Regions from separate parts of the Homo sapiens genome. Here region 2 is linked to region 1. Evidence: read pairs that join two places in POLR2A ChIA-PET (ENCODE). Cell type or tissue: MCF 10A. All regions are shown on one strand. Each heading gives the region's core, and the rest is flanking DNA. Links, peaks and the distances in the headings are about the cores only.

Evidence for each region. ChIA-PET counts read pairs that join two places held together with the same protein. Peaks named below come from ENCODE experiments on the same cell type or tissue, not always from the same donor. Only the 100,000 strongest peaks of a DNase experiment are listed, where the experiment ranks them.
Region 2: POLR2A ChIA-PET joins it to region 1 with 5 read pairs; 3 of 35 experiments call an interaction of 5 or more read pairs at or near these places.

The regions. Positions count from the first base shown.
Region 1 is chr1:13,448,124-13,455,626 of GRCh38, reverse strand. No RefSeq gene overlaps it. Among named protein-coding and RNA genes, the nearest start is that of PRAMEF20, 41 kb to the right of the region's middle. In MCF 10A, for the core only: no CTCF peak of the experiment used is centred there; a DNase peak (open chromatin) is centred at 3,816.
Region 2 is chr1:13,647,992-13,655,494 of GRCh38, reverse strand. No RefSeq gene overlaps it. Among named protein-coding and RNA genes, the nearest start is that of PRDM2, 48 kb to the left of the region's middle. In MCF 10A, for the core only: no CTCF peak of the experiment used is centred there; a DNase peak (open chromatin) is centred at 3,954.

The sequences.
Region 1 (7,503 bases), core at 1,273-6,272:
AAAATGACTGTAGTAAAGTTATAAAGCTGGTTAATGGTGGCCGGGCACGGTGGCTCACGCCTATAATCCCAACACTTTGGGAGGCCGAAGCAGGTGGATCACTTGAGGCCAGGAGTTCGAGACCAGCCTGGCCAACATGATGAAACCTCGTCTCTATTAAAAATACAAAAAAATTAGCCAGGTGTGGTGGTGCGCACCTGTAATCACAGCTACTCGGGAGCTTGAGGTGGGAGAATTGCTTGAACCTGGGAGGCAGAGGTTGCAGTGAGCTGAGATTGAGCCACTGCACTCCAGTCTGAGCAACAGAGTGAGACCCTGTCTCAAAATAAAGAAAGAAAGAAATAAAGCTGGCTAATGGCGAAGCAGGAGGAAAACCCCTGTGTATTACTCAGGATTGAATCTGGCTACAAATAACAACAGACAAGTAAACAACAACAACAACAAAATATAACAGTGGCTTGAACGGGATAGAAGCTTATTTCTCTCTCAGACTGGGTGGTCAGTAGAGGACTTGTTGGCCACTCCACAATTCTAGGAGCCCAGGCTTTTTTTCACTGTGGCTCTGGCTTCCAGGAACCTCATGGTCCAAGACGGCTGCTTGTACTCTGGTCATCACTTCACCATCCTAGCCAGCAAGAAGAAAGAACTGAAGGGAAAGGGGGAGGGCATCCCCACTCCCTTTTAAGAGGAATTCCAGTGGCTCACGCCTGTAATCCCAGCACTTTGGGAGGCTGAGGTGGGCGGATCACCTGAGGGCAGGAGTTGGAGACCAGCCTGGCCAACATAGTGAAACCCTGTCTCTATTAAAGATACAAAAATTAGCTGGGCGTGGTAGCAGGCACCTGTAATCCCAGCTACTATGGAGGCTGAGGCAGGAGAATCACTTGAACCCAGGGGGCAGAGGTTGCAGTGGGCCAAGATCATGCCCCTGCACTCCAGCCTGGGTGACAGAGTGAGACTCCATCTCCCCCCACAAATAATAATAACTAATAAATAAAGTAATTAATTAAATTTTTTAAAAAAGAAGACTTCCCCAAAGTTCCACACAACACTTGGGTTTGTTTCTTACTGTTTTGAACTTGGCCTTCAGGCCATAACTCCTTTAAGGGAGGCTGGGAAATGTCATTTAGCTGGGGAGTAATGTGACTAGCTGAAATGTTATCGTTGTTTTTCAACTGGGAAGAAGGGGAGAATGGGTATTGAGAGGCATCTAGAAATCTCTTCTGAGGTCTCCCATCTACCAGCCCTGAGCTGCTTTTGTTACTCCAAGACTGGGTATGGGGTTTAGCCTTATAACAGGGGTGTCTAGTCTTTCGGCTTCCTTGGGCCACAATAGAGGAAGAATTATCTTGGGCCACATATAAAATACACTAATGGCTGGGCACAGTGGCTCATGCCTGTAATCCTAGCACTTTGGGAGGCCGAGGCAGGTGAATCACTTAAGGTCAGGAGTTTGAGAGACCAGCCTGGCCAACATGGTGAAACCCATCTCTACTAAAAATACAAAAATTAGCTGGAAATCGCTTGAACCCAGGAGGCAGAGGTTGCAGTGCGCCGGGATTGTGCCACTGCACTCCAGCCTGGGCAACAGTGTGAGACTCCATCTCAAATAAATAAATAAATAAATAAAATTAAATTAAATACACTAATCATAGCTGATGAGCTAAAAAAAAAAACTCACAAAAAAATCTCATAATATTTTAAGAAAGTTTACAAATTTGTGTTGGGCCACATTCAAAGCCATCCTGAGCCCCATGTGGCCCGTGGGCCACAGGTTGGACAAGCTTGATTTAGGACATTATTGAACATAGTCCTAATGAGGTCATTGCCCTCTGTGCCTGTGTGTGAGGGGTCTGGGATTGTTAGCAAATGACAACGAAAACTAAGGGAAGATTGGAAGTGAAGCTGAACCCCAGGCATAGTTACATAATATTCCTAGCTTACCCAGTACTAGAAATAATAATAATAATATCACCGGTCAAGTGCCTACTATATGCATTATGGGTATTATTTAATTTGCCACAAAGCCCTGAAAGTACAATTATTATTTCCATTTTACACAAGAGACGCAGAGAGGATAAATAACTCATCCAGTGTCACAAAGCTAGAAAAGGGTAAATCTAGATTTTTTTTTTTTTTTTGAGACAGACTCTTGCTCTGTCCCCCAGGCTGGAGTCCAGTGGCACGATCTTGACTCACTACAACCTCCACCTCCCAGGTTCAAGTGATTCTCCTGCCTCAGCCTCCCAAGTAGCTGGGATTACAGGCACACACCACCACGCCTGGCCAAATTTTGTATTTTTAGTAGAGCTGGGGTTTTGCCATGTTGGCTAGGGTGGTCTCGAACTCCTACCTCAAGTGATCCACCTGCCTCAGCCTCCCAAAGTGCTGGGATTACAGGCATGAGCCACCATCCCTAGCTATCAATCTAGAATTTAAACCCAGGTAGATTAAACTCAGAGCTCACACACTGGCCTAGCACCTTCCAGTATCTTTCTTTTTGTTCTACTGTCTAAAACAACCAGCTTAATGGAAGTACAGTAGACGTAGAGTTTCCAGATAAAAGACACAACTCCCCATTCAATTTAAATTTTAGTTAAAGAATTATAATTTTGGCCGGGCGCGGTGGCTCAGGCCTGTAATCCTAGCCCTTTGGGAGGCTGAGGCGGGCGGATCATGAGGTCAGGAGATCAAGACCATCCTGGCTAACACGGTGAAACCCCATCTCTACTAAAAATACAAAAAATTATCCAGGTGTGGTGGCCGGTGCCTGTACTCCCAGCTACTCGGGAGGCTGAGGCAGGAGAATGGCGTGAACCTGGGAGACGGAGGTTGCAGTGAGCTGAGATTGCGCCACTGCACTCCAGCCTGGGTGACAGAGCGAGACTCTGTCTCAAAAAAAAAAAAGAAAGAATTATAATTTTTGGCCGGGCTCGGTGGCTCACACCTGTACTTCCAGCACTTTGGGGGGCTGTGGGAGGTGGAACATCTGAGGTCAGGAGTTCGAGACCAGCCTGGCTAACATGGTGAAACCCCATTTCTACTAAAAATACAAAAAATTAGTCGGGCGTGGTGGCATGCACCTGTAAACCCAGCTACTTGGGAGGCTGAGGCAGGAGAATCGCTTGAACCTCGGGGGAGGAGGTTGCATTAAGCTGAGATTGCGCCATTGCACTGTAGCTTGGGCAACAAGAGCGAAACTCCATCTCAAAAACAAAACAAAACAAAAAAGAGCCAGGCGCGGTGGCTCACACCTGTAATCCCAGCACTCTGGGAGGCCAAGGTGGGTGGATCACGAGGTCAGGAGATCGAGACCATCCTGGCTAACACGGTGAAACCCCATCTCTACTAAAAATACAAAAAATTAGCTGGGTATGGTGGTGGACACCTGTAGTCCCAGCTACTTGGGAGGCTGAGGCAGGAGAATGGTGTGAACCTTGGGAGGTGGAGCTTGCAGTGAACTGAGACTCCGTCTCAAAAAAAAAAATAACTACTAACTTTTCAGTATATCTCCTCCAATATTTAAGACATACTTATACTCATTGTGGCTTTACTGGATATGAAGTGAATCAAATTTGGAACTGATATTTTGAATTTGAATTTGGTAACCCTGATCAGATTGAAAAGCAAAGTTGTCTGGCCTTCATCGCACCAGGCCTCAGTGTGGCCATCTGAAAGATGGGAGCTAAGGCTTACTTAGTCAATGCACAGAAAAGAATCATCACCCATTAATTCTGTGGAGTAAGGGCAAGGTCACGGAGTTCACATTTACTCAGTAGGAACATTGCCAACAGGAGGAACTGTCTGAGCCAACTCCCTATCTGAGTTGCTGGAGGAGCCTAGGGGTTTATACTCCAATAATCTCAGATTGGAAAACTGCCACCACCATCTGGCCCTGAAAGTGTTCACACTAGGATTTCTTTGTTTGGTTCTTTGGTAGCCAACTCGGAGATTTCTTTGCTGGACATTGAGGTTCTTTTTCTTCTTAGTGAGATCACTGCCTCCCAGAGGTCGGCAGCAGGGAGAACACCAACAGAATTTTGCAGACACTGTGGCTCCAGACTCCTTGAGAGACGGGGAGGGGAGGAACAGGAGATACCGATGCCACTAATATAGCCAGTTTCCTCAACTGTGAAGAAAAGATCATGCGTTCTTCCCACTCTGCCTAACTCAGCAAGATGGCTGTAAAATGATAGGGAACCACAAGACTCTTTCCTGAGCCTCAAAACAGAAATCATATTATAATATTAGCTAGGCAGGGTGGCACACATCTGTAGTCCTAGCTACTTGGGAGGCTGAGGCAGGAGGATCGCTTGAGCCTGGGAGGTTGAGGTTGCAGTAAACCGTGTTTGTGCTATTGCACTCTAGCCTGGGTGACAAAGGGATATCTTGTCTCATAATAACAATAATTGTGTTCCAATTTTTCTGTACACACACACACACAATAACAGATAACGCCTACTGTGCATTGAGCATGCATTGCTCTAAGTGCTGTGTGCACATTTGTTCATTTAATGCTCACAACAACCCTACAAGGTGGATTACTCTATTTTCCATATTTTACAGTTGAGGAAACAGGCAGAGAGAAGTTGAGAAACTTGCCCAAGGCAAGAATGTCAAATCCTTTCTTCCTTAGAAACAACTGTTTAGAGGCTGGGCGTGGTGGCTCACACTTGTAATCCCAGCACTTTGGGAGGCCAAGGTGGGAGATCACCTGAGGTCAGAAGTTTGAGACCAGCCTGACCAACATGGAGAAACCTTGTCTCTACAAAAAAACACAAAATTAGCTGGGTGTGGCGGCACATGCCTGTACTCCCAGCTACTCAGGAGACTGAGGCAGGAGAATCGCTTGAACCCGGGAGGCAGAGGTTTCAGTGAGCTGAGATCATGCCATTGCACTCCAGCCTGGGCAACAAGAGTGAAACTCCATCTCAAAACAAAAAAAAAAAAAAAAAAAGGAAAGGAAAAAAGAAATAACTGTTTAGATATTAAATATTATTGTTACAATGAGATCTGCAACCCCCTTTTGGGGGTTAGGGTATCTTTGGAAGAGTCTACAGAGCTCCAAACTGTATAATCAGTCAGACAAAGGGCAAAGGGTGTTTCTTGACCACGGACTTCTGTTGCTCTGGCTTTGAGCCCCGTGTGTAGCTCCTTCTGCATTGCCTCTTCTCTGGCTCTTGCTGAAAGCCACGCCTCATCCTGGGGGATTTGTTACACCTGAGAATATGGTCATGCCTGAGTCACACTGGCTGGCAGTTATGACAGCTCCGAGCGCCAGGGTGACAGACGTGATGTTGGTGGCTTCTTTGCTCTCTGTTCAGAGGGTGACCAGAGCTCTAATTTATGACAACTGGCAGATACAGGGCCAGTATCCAGCCTAGACCCTCGGGGTGACCCCTGCAGCTTGCTCTGAGATGGAAGTGAGGTCTTGAAAGTATATGTTCACCTAAGGCAGTCATGAGAATGAACGGTGATAGGTACTAGATACTCTTTTATTATTATTATTATTATTATTATTATACTTTAAGTTTTAGGGTACATGTGCACAACGTGCAGGTTAGTTACATATGTATCCATGTGCCATATTGGTGTGCTGCACCCAGTAACTCGTCATTTAACATTAGGTATATCTCCAAATGCTATCCCTCCCCCCTCCCTCCACCCCACAACAGGCCCCGATGTGTGATGTTCCCCTTCCTGTGTCCATGTGTTCTCATTGTTCGATTCCCACCTATGAGTGAGAACATGCGGTGTTTGATTTTTTGTCCTTGTGATAGTTTGCTGAGAATGATTGTTTCCAGCTTCATCCATGCCCCTACAAAGGACATGAACTCATCATTTTTTATGGCTGCATAGTATTCCACGGTGTATATGTGCCACATTTTTTTAATTCAGTCTATCATTGTTGGACATTTGGGTTGGTTCCAAGTCTTTGCTATTGTGAATAGTGCCGCAATAAACATACATGGATAGGCACTAGATACTCTTCAAATGCTTTGTGCAGAAGAGATCCTGGCTCTGAAAATCCAAGATGCTGGATCAGGGATGTATTCATTGGACCAGGTTAGCCCTTAAAATCAACAGTCCTTTTCCTCTTTGCAAAAAGCTTTCAAATTCCCTTCTTCAAGCTTTAGTCGAAACTACCTCTCGATTCTCATATGTGTTCATTCATTCAATCACTCATTGATTCAGTCCAAAATATTTATTAAATGCCCACAATGTAACTGCCTTGAAATAGTCATTTGCCTAAACTAGTAAAAAGAAAGTTTGGGCCGGACACAGTGGCTCACGCCTATAATCTCCAGCACTTTGGGAGGCCGAGGCGAGTGGATCACCTGAGGTCAGGAATTGGAGACCAGCCTGGCCAACATGGTGAAACCCCGTCTGTACTAAAAATACAAAAATTAGCCAGGCCTGGTGGCATGCGCCCATAATCCTAGTTACTCAGGAGGCTGAGGCAGAAGAATTGCTTGAACCTGGGAGGTGGAGGTTCCAGTGAGCCAAGATTGCGCTACTGCACTTCAGCCTGGGTGACAGAGAGAGACTTCATCTCAGAAAAAAAAAAAAAAGAAAAGAAAAGGCCAGGCGTGGTGGCTCACACCTGTAATCCTAGCATTTTGGGAGGCTGAGGTGGGTAGATCACCTGAGGTCAGGAGTTCGAGAACAGCCTGGCCAACATGGCGAAACCCTGTCTCTAATAAAAATACAAAAAATTAGCTGGGCATGGTGGCAGGTGCCTGTAATCCCAGCTACTTGGGAGGCTGAGGCAGGGAGAATTGCTTAAACCTGGGAGGCAGAGGTCGCAGTGAGCTGAGATCATACCACTACACTCCAGCCTGGGGAACAGAGCAAGACTCCATCTCAAAAAAAAAAAAAAAAAAAAAGTTTGTGCTTTACACTATAGAATTAAAAAATGACAAGACCCATGTATCTTGAATTTAGCATGAATATAAATTATGATTAGAGATTACTGTAGCAGGACACTCAAGAGAACATAATACGCTGATTTTGAGAATGCAAAGGACTCAGTGAACAGTTTGCTTTTGTGGAGAAGATCAGCAAGTCTGTGCATTCCAGTTACCATTTCATATTTATGTTAAATCTAAGTTTACTCTGTATGTTGTCTATTCACCAAGAGGGGAAACTCTTTCTTATAATAGTGAAAATTGAACCTCTTTCTTATAATAATGATAGATGTAAGGACTGTGACTTACAATCTATGAATGTTTGTTTTAGGAAACTACATGTTACAGATTTTTTTTTTTTTTTTTGAGACAGAATTTTGCTCTTGTTGCCCAGGCTGGAGTGCAATGGCACGATCTCAGCTCACTGCAACCTCCGCCTCCTGGGTTTGAGCGATTCTCCTGCCTCAGCCTCCTAAGTACCTGGGATTACAGGCATGCACCACCACGCCTGGCTAATTTTTGTACTTTTTTTTTTTTTTGAGACGGAGTCTCACTCTGTCACCCAGGCTGGAGTGCAGTAGCGCGATCTCGGCTC
Region 2 (7,503 bases), core at 1,708-6,707, 200 kb before region 1:
TGGTGATAGATAGCAGGAATCTTTGTCCTGCTCCTGATAGCAAAGAAAGAGCTTTTGCCACTAATGTATTTGGTGTAGGTTTTTATTTTGCTAAGCTTTCTCATAAATGTGGGTGAAATTTTATCAAATACTTCTTTTGCATCTATTGAAGCAAGCATATGCTATCTTTCCTTTAATTTCTGAATATTGTGAATAACATTAACGAAGTTTTTAAATGAGAAAACAACCTGGCATTCCTGGTATAAACCCAACACATAGCTTATCCATTTTATCTAATGCTGGATCTGATTGGTTAACTTTTCTATCAGGATTTTTGACGCCATGTTCACAAGTGAGATTGTCTGCTTATTTTTTCTTTCTCGGCTATCTTGTTTTGGTGTAGAATTGAGGTTATGCTAACCTCACAAAAAGAGTTGGGAAATCTCTTTTCTGTGAAAGAGTATATGTGAAACTAGAATAATGTCTCGTACGAACGTTTGGTGAAAACCACTGGTAAAATCATCTAAGTCTGGATTTCTTTCTTTCTCTCTCTCTTTTTCTCTCTTTCTTTCCTTCTCTTTCTTTCTTTTTTCTTTTGAGGCAGGATTTCGCTTGGTTACCCATGTGAGATTGCAGTGGTGCTCGCTGCTCATTGCAGCCTCAACTTCCCATGCTCAAGCGATCCTCCTGCTTCATTTTAAAAATATTGGGCCAGGCCCGGTGGCTCACGCCTGTAGTCCCAGCACTTTGGGAGGCCGAGGCGGGCTGATCACGAGGTCAGGAGATGAAAACCATCCTGGCTAACACGGTGAAACCCCATCTCTACTAAAAATACAAAAAAAATTACCTGGGCATGGTGGCGGATGCCCGTAATCCCAGCTACTCGGGAGGCTGAGGCAGGAGAATTGCTTGAACCCAGGAGGCAGAAGTTGCAGTGAGCTGAGATCACGCCACTGCACTCCAGCCTGGGCTACAGAGCAAGACTACGTCTCAAAAAGAAAAAAAAAAAAAAAAAAATTGGCCGGGCCTGGTGGCTCATGCCTGTAATCCCAGCACTTTGGGAGGCTGAGGCGGGTGGATCACCTGAGGTCGGGAGTTAGAGAACAGCCTGACCAACATGGAGAAACCCTGTCTCTACTAAAAATACAAAATTAGCAAGGTGCAGTGGTGCCTGCCTGTAATCCCAGCTACTCAGGAGGCTGATGCAGAAGAATCACTTGAACCCAGGAGGTGGAGGTTGCGGTGAGCTGAGATCACGCCATTGCACTCCAGCCTAGGCAACAAGAGCAAAATTCCGTCTCAAAAAAAAAAAAAAATTATAGAGATGAGGTCTCACTATATTGCCCAGGCTGGTCTTGAACTACTGGGCTCAAGTGATCCTCCTGCCTCGGCCTCCCAAAGTGCTGGGATCGTAGGTGTGAGCCACCATATGGAGGCTGGCTGGAATTTTAATGGAAATCTTTTGAAATTACCAATTCAGTTTCTTCAGTAGGGTTAGACTTACCCTATTGAGGAAACTTTAGAACTTTTTAGGTGTTTTATTTCTTCTGAAATCAGTTTTGCTAAGTCATTTTTCATGAGAATTTGTCCATTAGGTTTAAATTTTCAAATTTATTGTCATATAGTTTTTGATAATGTTTTATTTTCTTTTGAATGACTGTGGCACCTATAATGATACCCCTTTTTTCATTCCTGGCATTAATGACTTGTGAATTCTGTCTCTGATTTGAATCACAGCAGTTTGTCAATGTTATAATGTCAAAGAAGTAACTTTTTGGCTTTATTGATTCTCTCTAATGTATAGTTATTACCTCTTATTTCTGTTCTTTATTATTATTTTCTTCTTCATGATTTTTTTTGTGTGGTTATCTTTCTACCCCACCACTAATGCCTACTTATGATTTCATTGACATTTAAATAGTGATCAGTTTCCTGGTAATAGATAATAGTTGCTTAACTGTAATTCCAGTTAGAATATAGCTGGTTTGGTTGACTAGAGTATACCACTAATTAGGCTAAAGTCAAACTTTTGATTCTTTCTTGGTCTGGTGCAGTTCCTTTGAGCCCATGGCTACAGTCAGCCACTTTACAGAGGTCAATGAAAATACTGCTATAGCTTTGGAGCATTGTAAGTATTTCACCATTACTGAAGAGAAAAAAATACAGAAGTTTACATTCTACTACCTTTTGGCCACTTCTGTTATCTTCAACAAGTGAAAGATAGAAGATTTTATGATCAAAAATCACAGAAGAAATGGTTTATCTGTTGGTAAAAATATCCTGATAATTCCATTTCTGTTTGAGCTGCGTGTATATTATTACCCTTCAAAATACTTAAGACATTTTCACAAATTGAGTTTTGTTTTATTATACTATTGTCATTATACATTCTGCTTTAAAAATTATTAAAGTAGGTCAGAGATATCATTATTTGCAATGTGCATAATTAGTTGACCTAAAGTGTCAGCTATGGCATTTCTAAGAGTTACTTAGAGTGGTTCTCTCTGGTGGCGATCAGAGACAGAGGGTGTTCTGATGGGCAGTGTTTTGTGATGCATGTGAGTTATTGTTTTTGTCAACAGCATGTGTTAGATTCTCCTATCCCTCACAATATCTGGTGTATAATATGCATCAGAAATGGAGAGAGCAGTTGGGCGTGGTGGCTCACGCCTGTAATCCCAGCACTTTGGGAGGCTGAGGAAGGCGGATCACAAGGTCAGGAGTTCAAGACCAGCCTGGCCAATATGGTGAAACTCTGTTTCTACTAAAAACACAAAAATTAGCTGGGCGGGGTGATGGGCGCCTGTTATCCCAGCTACTCGGGAGGTTGAGGCAGGAGAATTGCTTGAACCCAGGAGGCAAAGGTTGCGGTGAGCTGAGATTGCGCCATTGCACTCCAGCCTGGGTGACAGAGTGAGACTCCTACTCAAAAAATAAAATAAAATAAAAAAAGAAATGGAGAGGAAGCACACAGTCTTGTCAGCTTGACTCACTCTTTAAATGTCAATCATATAAGTAGGCATTAGTGGTGGGGTAGAAAGATAACCACACAAAAAAATCATGAATATACTCTTCCTGGTTTCCTGTATAACATTACATACCACACTGATATGGAGAGAGGAATGTGAGTGGTGTAGTTAGGGAACTCCAAAACAACAGGGCTGAAAGAAAGTAGCAACAATTTCCTATGATGTTGACTTGTGACCTTTAGAAAATTCTTCAGTGTTAGCCTGTCAATCATAATGTGCTGAAAGTTTGAAAAAGATAATATTTCACTCTCACTAAAGATATTAATGATCTGAATATCAATCCTTTTAATTAACTGAACCAAAAGCACAATCAATCATAGATTTTTAGAAAAAAGGAAAAAAATTATCAATCACACAGCAAGTCAAGATGATTTTCGGACCAAAGACCTAAATGTTATCAATTAAATTCCATAATAGCAGGAAAAAAGGTCATTTGTAGTCTAGGAGTGGAAAAAAATCTTACAATGACTTGAAATCCAGAAGGAATTTTTTAAAAGATTGTAAATTGAACTACCCAACAATAACAACAGCAAAGTCTTCTGAATAGTCAAAATACTATAGGCAAAGCCAAAAGACAAATCATAAACCGGGAAAATATTTGCCACTTATGTTAAAGAATTTATAGAGAGGGTTCCTAAAAGTTGAGAAAAGACTGATTTTTTTTAAAGGGATGGAAGTTGTAATTCACAGAAAATGGAAAGCAAATTATCTTTAAAGATATGAAAAGGTACTCAGCCTCACTCATAGGAGAAATGAGAAAATTACATTAAGACACTCTTTCAGACTCTAACAGACTGACAAAAATTCAAAACTTTGACATCAGATGCCTGGAGTGAGGCTGTGGAGGAAATAGGAACCCTCATACATTGTTAGTGGTAATACAAAATAATATAAACTCTCTAGAGGAGAATTTGGCAATATCTGGCAAAATTCCATATGCATTTATCCTTTGATGTGGCAATCCTATTTCTAGGACTTTAATCCGGTGATACATTTGCAAACAAACAAACCACAAGAAAGTGACATATTTGTATTATACATTCCAGCATTATTTGTAATGACGAAAGATTAGAAACCACCCAAACATCCATCAGTAAGAAATGGTTGACTAAAGTATAAAACAATTTACATAATGGAGCACAATGAAGCTATAAAAAATAAAGAAGAAATCCGTATAGACATTGATGTGGAGTGATATCCAGAATATGTCAGTAAGGCCAGGAGCGGTGACTCAAGCCTGTAATCCCAGCACTTTGGGAGGCCGAGGCCAGTGGATCACCTGAGGTCAGGAGTTGAAGACCAGCCTGGCCAACATGATGAAACCCGTCTCTACGAAAAACACAAAAATTAGCTAGGCATGGTGGCACACACCTGTAGTCCCAGCTATTCAGGAGGCTGAGGCAGGAGAATCGCTTGAAACCAGGGGGCAGAGGTTGCAGTAAGCAGAGACTGCGCCATTGCACTCTAGCCTGGGTAACAGAGCGAGACTCTGCCTCAAAAACAAAAAATAAATAAATAAAAGAATAAAAAGAGTATATCAGTAAAAGGAAATAAAATATCACCTGCAAAACAGTGCACCACCTTGTCAGTAAAAAAGAGGGGAAATACACACATATGTACACACACACACAATTTGCTCATAGTTTCAAATGAACACACAAGAAGGATAAACCAGTGGGAGAAATATTGGGAGAAGGCAGGAAAGAGTGAGAGGCAGAAACAGTAATGGAAATGAGACCTCTCTGAATGTATCTTGCTCTAAAGCTTTGACTTTGAAATCATTTAAATATTTCATATATTCAAAAATTAAATCAAATCAAAAGATAGGAAATAAAGCATTTCCTAAAATTTGAAAATGAACCAAAATAGGTACTAAATTATGTATCAGATTGACGGTGTACCACAAAGATAAAAGAGCTAGTTCAAGTTACTTTTGGATGCTCCATTTGGACTGTACATCATTAGTAGAATGTATTCTAAGGTCAAAAAAAAAGAACTGCAAAAATATGTAAACTTCATTCAGTAGTCTTTCTGTTAGTAGCAATGTTGGTACTATAATTTTGGAATTATTATATATGTTTTGAAGATTAATTCATTATTACAGCAATAAAAACTATTGCTAGAAATCAAGATTTTTGTGTGTGTAACAGAAAAGACACATACATATAAAATTAAAGAAGTTCAGTCAAACCGGGCATGGTGGCTCACGCCTGTAATCCCAGCACTTTGGGAGGCCAAGGCAGGCAAATCACCTGAGGTCAGGGGTTCAAGACCAGCCTGGCCAACATGATGAAACCCCATCTCTACTAAAATTACAAAAATTAGTTGGGCGTGGTGGCAGGCACCGGTAATCCCAGGAACTCGGAGGCTGAGGCAGGAGAATGGCTTGAACCGGGGAGGCAGAGGTTGCAGGGAGCCGAGGCCATGTCATTGCACTCCAGCCTGGGCGACAAGAGTGAAACTCCATCTCAAAAAAAAAAAAAAAAAAAAGTTCAGTCAAAACTTAATGATGTCAGATTTGAAATGGAGAAATTATTATTAACTTTTGAGGCTTTAAAAATGTTCATTTCCTAGGTTAGTCAACAGAAGCAATAACAACAGTGATGAATACACCATTCCCCACTAAAACAAGCCGGGGCTCCTTAGAGAAATGGCTAAGCACAAACTGGAGGCAGGCAAAGTATGAGTTGGTCCTGGGGCTTCTTGTACTAGAAAGCAAGGATGATATCAAAGATTAATGGGAGTCACATCAAAAAGCCAATTTGTGAGGCTCCCCTGGCCTAAGATAAAATAATTAGAGCATCAAAAAGAAGAATGACCATAATTGACTAAAACATAGCAAGTATATAAAAAATCAATATATTTATAATGCTAACTGAGGTGAGATTGAGAAAGAAATTGAAACAGAGACAGAAACAATAGCAGCTAAAAAAAAAAAAAAATCACAGGGCTCTATTGAAGGAAGCTAGGGAACCAACTCCTTACTCTGAGAACTGGTAATTTAAGAAAAAGAATTTAACATTTATCCTGCCTGTTACATCTGAACTGTATTTCCAGGTTACTAAAAAGGTCTACTTGATCAGGGAAAGTTCTTCTTTACCGGAGAATTCCAGCTAATATACTTAGAAGGAATAATAGAACAAAAATGGTTAAAAATCATCTTTTTGGCCGGGCGCGGTGGCTCACGCCTGTAATCCCAGCACTTTGGGAGGCCGAGGCAGGCGGATGACGAGGTCAGGAGATCGAGACCATCCTGGCTAACACGGTGAAACCCCGTCTCTACTAAAAATACAGAAAAATTAGCTGGGCATGGTGGCGGCCGTCTGTAGTCCCAGCTACTGGGGAGGCCGAGGCGGGAGGATGGCGTGAAACCGGGAGGCGGAGCTTGCAGTGAGCCGAGATCGTGCCATCGCACTCCAGCCTGGGCGACAGAGCGAGACTCCGTCTCAAAAAAAAAAAAAAATCATCTTTTTCAAGCCCTTATTGAATAATAGGTCCAGAGATGAGATTAATGCAAAACCTAATGGAAAATGGTGGACAGGGAAATTTACAGTGGAAGGATCAGACTGTCACCACCTGAACCAAATGACTCATCTCACCTCACTAAATGTATGCACCAGATTATGCACTGTTGGATGCATAAATAGGATTTTTTTCATGACATGCGCTTGTCGAAGAGGTTGAACCAAATTGAATTCAGCCTTTAGACCTCACTTTCAGATTATGGGAGAAACAAGGGCCAAACTAGCAAGTTAAAGTAATCAAACAAATGCAGAATGTGGGACATTCTACAGCAAAACGGATCCAATTTTCAAAACAAGTCAAGGACATAAGGAAAACAGGGGGCAGAAGAAGTGGGGGATGCTCTTGGTTATAAAAAGACTTAAGAGCCATAATAATCAAATGCAATGAGTGGAGGAATTTGAGTATAAACTGACTAATCATTCTTATTTAGGATTTTTTTAATGTAAGTTAGACATGATAATGATATGAGAAATGGCCTTATTTTTTAGAAATATTTTGAGGTGAATGGAATACTATGCAGCCATAAAAAAGAATGAGATCATGTCTTTTGTGGGAACATGGCTGGAGCTGGAGGCTATTATCCCTAGCAAACTAATGCAGGAACAGAAAACCAAATACCACATGTTCTCACAAGTGAGAGCTTAATGATGAGAACTCATGAACACAAAGAAGAGAACAACAGACACTGTGGTCTACTTGAAGGAAGAAAATAACTATTGGGTACTAGATTTAATACCTGAGTGATGAAATAATCTGTACGACGAACCCTCATGACACGAGTTTACCTATACAACAAACCTTCACATGTACCCCCAAACCTGAAATAAAAAATTTTAAAAGCAATTTAAAAAAACAAAGGCATAAATATTTTGAGGTGAAGTGACATGGTGTCAAAGATACGCCTTAAATGACGAACTAAGAAAACAAAGAGAGAAAGGCACGGAAAGAGAAAGAGATAAAGAATGGTTAG